Linked DNA regions of Homo sapiens: region 2 is linked to region 1. The links are chromatin loops, found by intact Hi-C in ENCODE. Cell type or tissue: mesothelial cell of epicardium. All regions are shown on one strand. Region 1 overlaps TLE1 (TLE family member 1, transcriptional corepressor). Region 2 overlaps LOC107987087 (a long non-coding RNA gene).

The links. Peaks named below come from ENCODE experiments on the same cell type or tissue, not always from the same donor. Only the 100,000 strongest peaks of a DNase experiment are listed, where the experiment ranks them.
Region 2: it touches region 1 in a loop (8-fold over the local background); 1 of 110 quality-filtered maps calls a loop at or near these places.

Annotation. Positions count from the first base shown.
Region 1 is chr9:81,669,352-81,674,351 of GRCh38, reverse strand. All of the region lies in intron 4 of TLE1 (TLE family member 1, transcriptional corepressor), which reads left to right. Among named protein-coding and RNA genes, the nearest start is that of TLE1, 18 kb to the left of the region's middle. RefSeq lists an enhancer at 684-978. In mesothelial cell of epicardium, no CTCF peak of the experiment used is centred here; a DNase peak (open chromatin) is centred at 2,342.
Region 2 is chr9:82,551,830-82,556,829 of GRCh38, reverse strand. The region is part of intron 2 of LOC107987087 (a long non-coding RNA gene); the gene reads right to left. The region is part of intron 3 of LOC105376110 (a long non-coding RNA gene); the gene reads left to right. Among named protein-coding and RNA genes, the nearest start is that of RASEF, 510 kb to the left of the region's middle. In mesothelial cell of epicardium, no CTCF peak of the experiment used is centred here; a DNase peak (open chromatin) is centred at 2,090.

The DNA.
Region 1 (5,000 bases):
GATGCCTTGAGCAAACAGCTGGTCAGAGCTTCTTATAAGTACAGTGGCCAGCCAGTGTATTGACACGCACAGACACAATAGAAAACTGCATTAGAAGGCAAGCCATTGGGATTTGCAGTAAATGTATTACAGAACACAAGTGACTTGCTGATACTGCTTGTTTAGCAGTTTGCAAGGGCAATGGCAGTATGGATTTTTGAATTAGAAGGGAAGGGCTGTTCTTTCTCTGTGTGGGAACATCTAGTTGATGGCTGGGGAGAAAATTGATTTAGAGAACAAAATGCAGCCACCGTTATTTGTGCCATTTGAAAGGCCTCTATGGATTAGTGAGTGAAAATAAAAAGGTTGCTTTCGGTTTAGGAAAGAGGGTCTTAACATTGATCTGCGTCTTGGTCTGGTATGGAGAGAATAAAGGATGGACCACCAGATGGAGAAAGGGCATCCAGGCCCCATGCAGCCTGCAGATACAGGTACACACTCCATTCTCACATAGTTGTCTTTCTCAGCTCTTTGGCTTTCAGAAGTCGGCTTTTTGGGTTTATTATTACAGTAAGCTTTTCCAATGACAACATTAGAGTTGTCATAGCCCCCATCCGTGGAGCTCCCATGTGCCCTAGGAATTGGTCCGCCAGAAGCCGCCCCCTCCCCGTGTCAACCTTCCCAGCCTCCCTTTGTGTGGATACTAATTATTCCACCTTGAAAAAGAGAAAACAGGTGAGTGGGATTAGGGGATGACAGTAGCACCTACCCCATAGGGTAATTACCAAGATTAAGTGAGTTACCAAATGCAGGAGCAGTTGCGTAGTTTCCTGGCATGGGGGCGCTCTGAGGGATAGCTGTGATCTAAATAGCAGTCCCTTTAAAACTCTACCCCTGCTCTTGGACTTCTAGGCCATGCTTCACTGATACTTCCGTTTTGTTTTTGCAAACCCAGCTTCCTTCCTACCTCTGAACTGATTTTCCCATTACCGTGTTTTATTTCTTTCCTTCTAAGATCATAAGCATTTATCTTTAGGCTTAAAAGGAGAAAAAAAAAAAAGGACTTGTTGGCAGTCTGTTTTTTTTTTTTTTTTTTTTTTAAATGAAGTCTCGCTCTTGTCCCCCAGGCTGGAGTGCAATGGCGCAATCTTGGTTCACTGCAACCTCCACCTCCCAGGTTCAAGCGATTCTGTTGCCTCAGCCTCCCGAGTAGCTGGGATTACAGGCGTGCACCACCATGCCCAGCTGATTTTTGTATTTTTAGTAGAGTCGGGATTTCACCATGTTGGCCAGGCTGGTCACAAACTCCTGACCTCAAGTAATCTGCCTCCCTCAGCCTCCCAAAGTGCTGGGATTACAGGCGTGAGCCACCGCGTCCGGCCTTGTTGGCAGTCTTTATTGTCTAAGTAAAATGTCTTACTTTGGCCAAACAGCAGAATGTGTCCTTGGAAGGCAATAGCTTTAAGTAATGTAACTATCAGTAAGAATAAAGTTGTGTTGAGTTTTTTCATTTAAAGGGATGGAAGAACAACAAAGGATTTGGTTCATTCTATCAAAGTAAGTTTTGGCAGAATAAGGACTAGGAGGTATATTTCAGAGTTTTTCTTTCGAATGTAACATGGAAAATTTGTCATTTTGAAAACAAGCAGGGTATGGAATTAGAGGGTCAAGTTGTTGCTTGGTTACAGAAAGAAAAAATTTCATTTTGATGAGGGATATGTACACCTGTGGGGAGTGTGTGCATGTAGTTTTCTTTTTGCTCTGTAAAGTACTGTGCAAAAGTTGTGAGTAGAGTAGTTGTGGTGCTGTCTTTCTTCGTCTACTCCATGGGCTTGAGATTTTTGTTGACAGTCAAGGTTCACAGCTGCTGCTGATGTACTAATATTTGGGGAAGCAAAAAAAAAAAAAATTGTTGGGAGGCTGAGGCGGGACAATCACTTGAACCTGGGAGGCGGAGGTTGCAGTGAGCCAAGATCGCACCATCACACTCCAGCCTGGGCAAAAAGAGTGAAACTCCATCTCAAATAATAATAATAATAATAATAATAATTTATTGCAGGGGAGAAAGGCAGAGCCATTGGGATTGGTCAAACTGGAAGTTTAGGCTGTTTACTCTTAATCCCAAGCACAATGCAGTAGAAACTTCTTGTGTGTCTTTGTAAGTATTTGAGATAAAGCAGGGCACAGTTCAGACAAGTTGTGCCAGTACCTGCTCTCAAACAAGCTCCAAAGTTGGCCGCCTTCTGATCTGGGTGTGCTGAGAAGCTCCGCGTTCATGGCTCTTTCTGCTTAGCTTGAGAAGTGGCCCTGACACCCTGAGGATCTGTAGGGGAAGCACTAGGTTCTTGACAACCCCCTAGCCTGCCAGTTGGCCTGGGTCCCAGAACTTTTTCCATTTGTAAGTGGGCTGGCTCATTTACAGTGCTTGGGCCATGAGCTCCCTCAGAGCCAATGTCTCTGCACAGCTACTGAGGAGATTGGAATTGGACCATTGAAATGTATCCAACTTCTGTACTTTTTAGCTGACCAAAGGCCAAAATCATACCACTAACTTAGGAGGGGAACTGCTGACATTTGAATCTTATAAGAAATCTGTATTTTATAATCGACTACCCTAGATGCTATGATATTTATGAATTAAATGGAAGTATAAGGAGGAAGTATAAGGAGGTTTCAAATACTGACTGGATTTTTCTGAGTATATAGATTTTTTTTCTTTTTTTTTTTTGAGACGGAGTCTCACTCTGTCGCCCAGGTTGGAGTGTAGTGGCGCAATCTTGGCTCACTGCAAGCTTCGCCTCCCGGGTTCAAGCGATTCTCCTGCCTTGGCCTCTCGAGTAGCTGGGATTACAGGCACATGCCACCACGCCCTGCTAATTTTTGTATTTTTAGTAGAGGTGGGGTTTCACCATGTTGGTCAGGCTGGTCTTGAACTCCTGACCTTGTGATCCGCCCACCTTGGCCTCCCAAAGTGCTAGGATTACAGGTATGAGCCACCATGCCCGGCCTTCATTTTTCTTAAATAGAGACAGGGTTTCGCCATGTTGCCCAGGCTGGTCTTGAACTCCAGGGCTCAAGCAATCCGCCCGCTTCAGCCTTCCAAAGTGCTGGGATTACAGGCATTTGCTACCATACCCAGCCTAAGAATACATTAGTTTTGAACTGGTTGTTAAATCTGTATTCATCCTTGTTTCTTTTTTGTTTTGAGACAGAGTCTCACTCTGTTGCCCAGGCTGCAGTGCAGTGGCGTGATCTCAGTTCACCGCAGTCATTGCCTCCCAGGTTCAAGCTATTCTCCTGTCTCAGCCTCCCAAGTAGCTGGGATTACAGGTGCTCACCACCATGCCTAGCTAATTTTGGATTTTTAGTAGAGATGGGGTTTTGCCATGTTGGTCAGGCTGGTCTCGAACTCCTGACCTCAGGTGATCCATCTGCCTCGGCCTCCCAAAGTGCTGGGATTAACAGCATGAGCCACGGCACCCAGCCCATCCTTATTTCTTGACTAATTTATTAAGTATGGCTTACCTACCGAAAGGGTCCCAGACAGATCAATGTCAGTGTATCACTGATCTTATGCAGCCATTGTTTGGGTTATTATTTTATCCAAGATCAAATACCCAAAAAAAGCTGTGATTTTTTTTTTTTAATTTTTTTTTTTCTGATTAGCTTCTGGAACTCTCAAAGTGCTGAAATTGCTCAAAGTTAATAAGGAATAAGTAACAATTGTTGCTTCTCAAAGCAATATAAAAGGTGGCCATGCCTGCAATCCCAGCACTTTGGGAGGCTGAGGTGGGCAGATCACAAGGTGTCAGGAGGGTCAGGAGTTCGAGACCAGTCTGGCCAATATGGTGAAACCCCGTCTCTACTAAAAATACAAAAATAAGCTGGGCACAGTGGCGCACGCCTGTAGTCCCAGCTACTAGGGAGGCTGAGGCAGAAGAATCACTTGAGCCCGGGAGGCGGAGGTTGCAGTGAGCCAAGATTGCCCCACTGCACTCCAGCCTGGGCGACAGACCCAGACTCTGTCTCAAAAAAAAAAGGGAAGGGACTTTTGTGTAGACTTTGCATTGTGAGAATATTGGTATTGACACCATTTATAATTTGGAGTAGAGTTTGAAGACCAGATTCTACTGTTTGTCGCATACTGGTTAATATGGCTGTAAAGAGGAGATGAATGTGGCTACTTTTCCAAGTCTATTACTCAGGAGGACTGTAAATTTGATTGGCTGTTACAATTCTAGCAGAATCATTCGATTTGAGAGCAATAGAAAGATAAGATATCCAATTACCCAAATGATTTGCAGGGTTGGCCAACGTTGTCATGGAGACACGAGTTGGAACAAATTAAATTTTAAGCAATAAAATAATCTTAAAGCCCGTCTGGGAACAAGAAAATTTGGCAGTGGCACTTACCTGAATTGAATCTTAGCTTGACACGATGTTGTTTGACATTGATATACTGTGGGGGCCTAAACTTATATGTGGTACAACATTATCTTTAAAAAGTCGCTCGGCCAAACCAGCAAAGGGGGACCGTTGGTATAAAGTCAGGGTTATTAACATTTATTTATTCTATGGCTTAAATGATGATTAGACTCTGGGTTCCCAAGAATATTTTGTATCTAAGGATTGAAATGCCTAAATAATGATTAAGCAGCTTTAATTGGACACTTGGGGAAAAAAAGATTTATTTAGCAGCAATGCGCAGTTTTTGGAACTGCCCTTCCTCTTTGTGTGCATGTCTTTTGGTGTGGGGGGGGAGGGTGGAGGTGTAAGCATGCATATATTTGCATGTACAAGTGAGGAGATTTTGGCACATGCCCCTACACTGCAGATGATTCTCTGTATTAGTTAAAATTTCTACTTTACAGTACTGCTTGCAGACTGGAAAATTGCGTTCCAGACTTCAGCTGATGATCTAAAACCTGAATAAGCATTAGTCTGTGGCTTAGAAGGTTATTTCCCCTCATTAATATATTGTTTAACTGGTTCCTGGCTTGTGCCACGGATTTGAAAACAGC
Region 2 (5,000 bases), 880 kb before region 1:
TGCTCTTGTTTTATTGATGAGTAAATGGAGGCTCAGAGAGGTTACGTGGCTTACCCAAGGACTGGAAGCTGCGATGCCTGTAGTGTTGTTTTTACTACAACCATATCTTGCCTAGAGAGCCTCAGAAAGCATGTCCACACACTGCTCCTCCTTAGTCAGTGCTAAAGTTACCTTAAACTGTGTCTTATGTTTAATACAAGGATCCAACAATTAGATGATAGTGGCAGACATGAGGTTGACTGACAGGAACCTCAGGGTATGTATCGAAAAAATAATGCACTCCCCATATACTTGGTAAGCCCAATTAAATTGAGTATTGAGATTGGAGTGGAAATTGGGGTGGAGTGTAGGGTAGGGGTGGGGAAGCTGAGGGCAAATGAGAACATTACTGGAAATGGCAGCTGAAGGCCTTTCATAGAAATTGTTGGGTCGTGTGACCTCAAAGTAACAATTAATAGTTGATTTTTTCAAGAAAACCATAACTCTTGCCGGACCTCTTTACAATAGAACACAAGTTTATGATCTTTTTATCTCAGTTCATAATGTATTGTTAAGACAAGGCAAGGAAAATGGTTTATAAATGTAATATTCCACTAGGAGATGTCTAGACGGCTGTTTTTGTTCTTTTCCTTCTCTCCTTTCCAATCATCCAAGCTTTGAATGTGAGAAAGAGACTGAAGACCTTCAAACAATAGGCCCAATAAATGTCTTTCCATTCTGGAAGGAAAAAAATTGGTCTCAGGGGCCCAGTAAACTGAGTCTAAGTTGGCCTGAAATAGCCACATACTTTCTGTTCTCTGGACTCCTCATGGTCCCTATCAAATTATTTAACTGGCCTTGAAAACAAGCTCTGTGGCATTCTGGAGGCCTTTATCTTTTATGGAGATTTACTGTATCCAATGCAAACCTCCTCCAGGGCTCAGGGAGTCTCAGCAGCAAGGAATATGGAACCACTCAAATCAGGACTAAATGGGGACTTTGAAGACAAATGGTAAACTGTGTTTTCTTGTTGACAAAATAATCTGAAGCTTTTGTTGTGTGTTTCCATAAAAGACTTCCCAGGCATAAATCAATATGGCAGCACCAACTCCACGAGAATAAGAAATGATAAGTATAGTTTTCAGCACCCCGTAACCACTCATTACATTTATTTCCCAGTTTTCTTTGTTAGGCCTTTCCTGTTCAAATCCGAGCCAGCACATTTTTGGCTTCCCAGCTGAAGCAGGAGGCACTGCCAATCAGCAGGAAATACAATACAGATAAGATTCGTATAAACTCTTTTGAACTGGTAAAATAGCTGGATAGGAAATGGATGTTAAATTGTTTACGTTTGGCACGAGAAGAAAACGTTCCATTTTTAAATTCAAAGCCTCTGCACCTTTGTAAATGAAAACAAATCACATGGGTCATGTAGTGTTCCACTCTGCAAAAGCCATCAAGCAACTGATAAAAGCTTTTGCAAATCACTAACTTTATCTGGGACTTGCTCAAAAGAGTCATTGCCCAGATTAATATGATGTGGCCCATATCTTCAGTCTCTGGAAAAACTGCACATCAACAGCTGGCTCCCAGCATACTCTGAGGAGTGATCTACAAATAGTGGCAAGTTGCTTTCATGGGGTCCCAGAAAGCTTTGGGGGAGATGCCTGTGAATTCTTATTTTTTTACCTTACTTATTTCAAAAATCCTATGAAAGTGTGACAGCATGAAGAATTCAAATATGTGGTCTGAGGACATTAGCATTGTGAAAAAGCTTTCATCTTGGCAAACATTGGTGCACCCGGCTGGGTTCAAGTGATAAAATCAGTTTGTGAAAATAGAAACTAATTTAAAAAAATGGACTGTTCAGTTTCATGAAACAACCAAGTAGCTTAATCCCAGAGAATGATAAATTCCTGCTTTGTCTGAATTTCTGTATGTTTCAGCCATTTGATCTTATTTCATCTAAGCATAGTCTAGACTGCAAATGATGTAAAAATTGTTCAGAATGTGTTTAATAGTTAAGTGAAAATAATTACAAAGCTGAATTAGAGGCAAATGACTGGCCGGCAAGTCCTTTGTCATGGGTGGGATGCAAAGCCTGGAATATTTCATCACTGTGGCCACCCACGTGATCCTTCTATGTTTTTGTATCATGGTCAAGTATATTTTAGAGTCAACCATATGGACCAAAGAAAGGGGACAGACAGCAGGACTATGGTTACATGAAGTTACATACTGGGCTGAATTTTACGTTGATAAGCCATCTGGTTCCCATTATTAGAACAATGCTGGCTTCAGAATGAGCCAGATAGAGGAATCTCTATGCAACTCTGTGCATCTTTTTAGAATCCTTAGGGCTCTTCTGGGAGGGGTTTCTTTTATTCATCCATTCATTCCATAGGGAAAATCCTGAGCTGCAATTAGGAATATGAGACTAAAGATAGCTGTCTTCATCGATATTGACTTCTCATTTATACCCACGTAATTTAATAATTTGTGAATCGGAAGATTATTTTCCTTCAAATTATAGTGTAGGTCCAATTTTCTGAGATTTCAAAATGGTGAAGCTTGCACAGGCAGTGGAGGGAGGTGTAAGCACCCTATACAACGGGCCTTCCTTTGTAGCCATTCTCCTGCCATGCTGCATCTGATTACTCATTTTCGGAAGATGACTCATTGGCAAGATGATACCCAGTTCCCCTGTCTCGACTTGGTTTTGTAATCATTCCAGAAAGAAGGTTTGAGACCAGACACTTGTCTCTCCTTGCCACCTATTGAGATTCTTCTAGCCAGGCACCCCGCAGATTTCAAACAAATGCTGAGCATGGAGCAAAGTCAAGGAATCAGAACACGGATGAGTCTCTGGCCTTCTGAGTGATCCTGAAAGGATACTTTGAAGTCAATAGGCTCAACACGAAAATCAAAAGGAAGCCTGTGAATGCATGGAAAAGTGAGGATCATTTTCTTTAAAGTGAACTTCACTAGCATTCCCCAGTGACTCAAGAGCTGTTGGCAGCCCTCAGGTTTGCTGATACTGCCACAGTCTGGCGCTATCTATTACTGAGATGAAAGAGGCTGGTGTTATATTAAAATAATGATCATGTGAATGCCCAAATTAGATAGCACTGATGGGACATCATTTTGAATATTCAGAGAAGTTACTAACACTCATAAACCAACAGTTTTGTTTGATACTTGAACAACTTTTATACTTGAATTGAACATAAGCTCCCATTAGCACCAACAATTTCTATTTGCTGCACACGTACAAAAGTAATAACTTGAACTTCTGCTACTGAAATTCAAGACAAAGGAATCACCAAACATGTTGAGGAGATAAAGGTGCTCTGAAAGACTTATTTTTACAAGGATGAGAAATGAAACCGTATCTCCATCAAGGTTTGGAGGATTTCATGGAAATAAGGAACCAGGGCTTAGCAAAGCTTGGAAAATGGTGAGGGTGGTATTAGGTAGATGGGTGAAGTAGTTCCTACCCAGAATTTGCAGAGGGGTCTCTCGAGAGGAACAGCAGCAAGCAAACATTGGGATTTTAACTAAATTATTAACAGACAAGTGTCAGTTTGAAAGTTCATTAAAAATAATCATCTGGGATCCCCAGCCCTGATGTAATCAAGCCCAATTTATTATTGGAAAGTACTGGGTCAGGGCGAGTACCAGGGATGCATGGCCTCCCTTTTTCATATTTAGTTATGGTATTTTATTGAAACAGAGGCTGTACTCCAGTGATAGACATTTAGGGCATTTGCTGATAGAATGAATAGAGCATTATCATAGCATAGCTGTACTAATGATACTTGGCATCGAGTTAATAAAGGTGAGTGAATAACAGGTGTTTTCCTGATGAGGTGATGGCTTCTACAAATCAGGCAAAATGTGCTGAGGCTGGGTTCATAGCCTTTTCCTGGTAATTTTAGTTTATTGCCAGCATTAGAACAATAGCCCTTTATAATTTTAATCTGATTTGGATGTTGCAGTAGAATGCTGCCTCTGAAGTTTGTTCTCAGAGATTTTTCTTCTTCAAAGTGTATCCCTCTAGGATAGCCGTTAACTGTCTTAGTCTAGGATCCATAAGAAGAGGACCCTGAGGCAAGGATAGGAGTACAAGTAGATTATTTGGAAAGCAATCCTAGATAGGATTGCCAGATTTGGCAAATAAAAATGCAGGAGTTAAGCTACACTTGAATTTCAGATAAACAATTTTTTAGTGTGTTATACTCCATGCAGTATTTGTGGTAACTTGTGGTATACACACACACACACACACAAAACCTTGTTGTTTATATGAAATTCGAATTTACAAATTTACTTGAGTATCCTTTATCTGGCAACCGCAGTCCCATGAAGCTAAGAGAGTAGAGATGAGACCAGCAAGGGAAGGAGACCAATGCAGGGTAAATTAATGAGCAGGTTACCACTGCATGCAGTCCCCAGTTCCTCTGGGGACTGTGGGAAACTGTATGGAATATAATTCAGAGTTTTCCTATCTGGGGACAATGGAAGTTTGGGGCGTGTACCCACCATCTCCTTTCATCATTGGTTAAGGGCTGATCCTAGGGCCATAAGTCTCCCCACCCATTCTATTTTCCCTGAGTGAGGTGTGGGCAGGGTGGGGGTGGGGAGAACATTCCTGCAGTCACAGAAAGCACTTGGCAGATAATTGCAGTTACTTGCAGTAGAACAGTTGCAGGTTATAGTAAATGTTGGAACCTTGCATAAAAAGGGATATGAGCAAAATCCTGATAGTGCCTTGTTTGGTGACTTTGGGCAACTTATGGCATCTCTTTTTGTCTAAATCCTCAACTTCTTGCATGTCTCCCTAGAGGCTCTTTCTTCAGGACAGTGAGTTACTGATATCTTCTCTAGGAGAAGCTGCCTGTGTTCCCAGCATGGGGCAAAGAGGTGGGGCTGCTGTTCAACCAGTTTTGCATAATATCATTCCTCCAGCATTTTTTGAAAACCCTGCTTCTGTGAGATGCATTCTATTCTGCTGTCAGTTC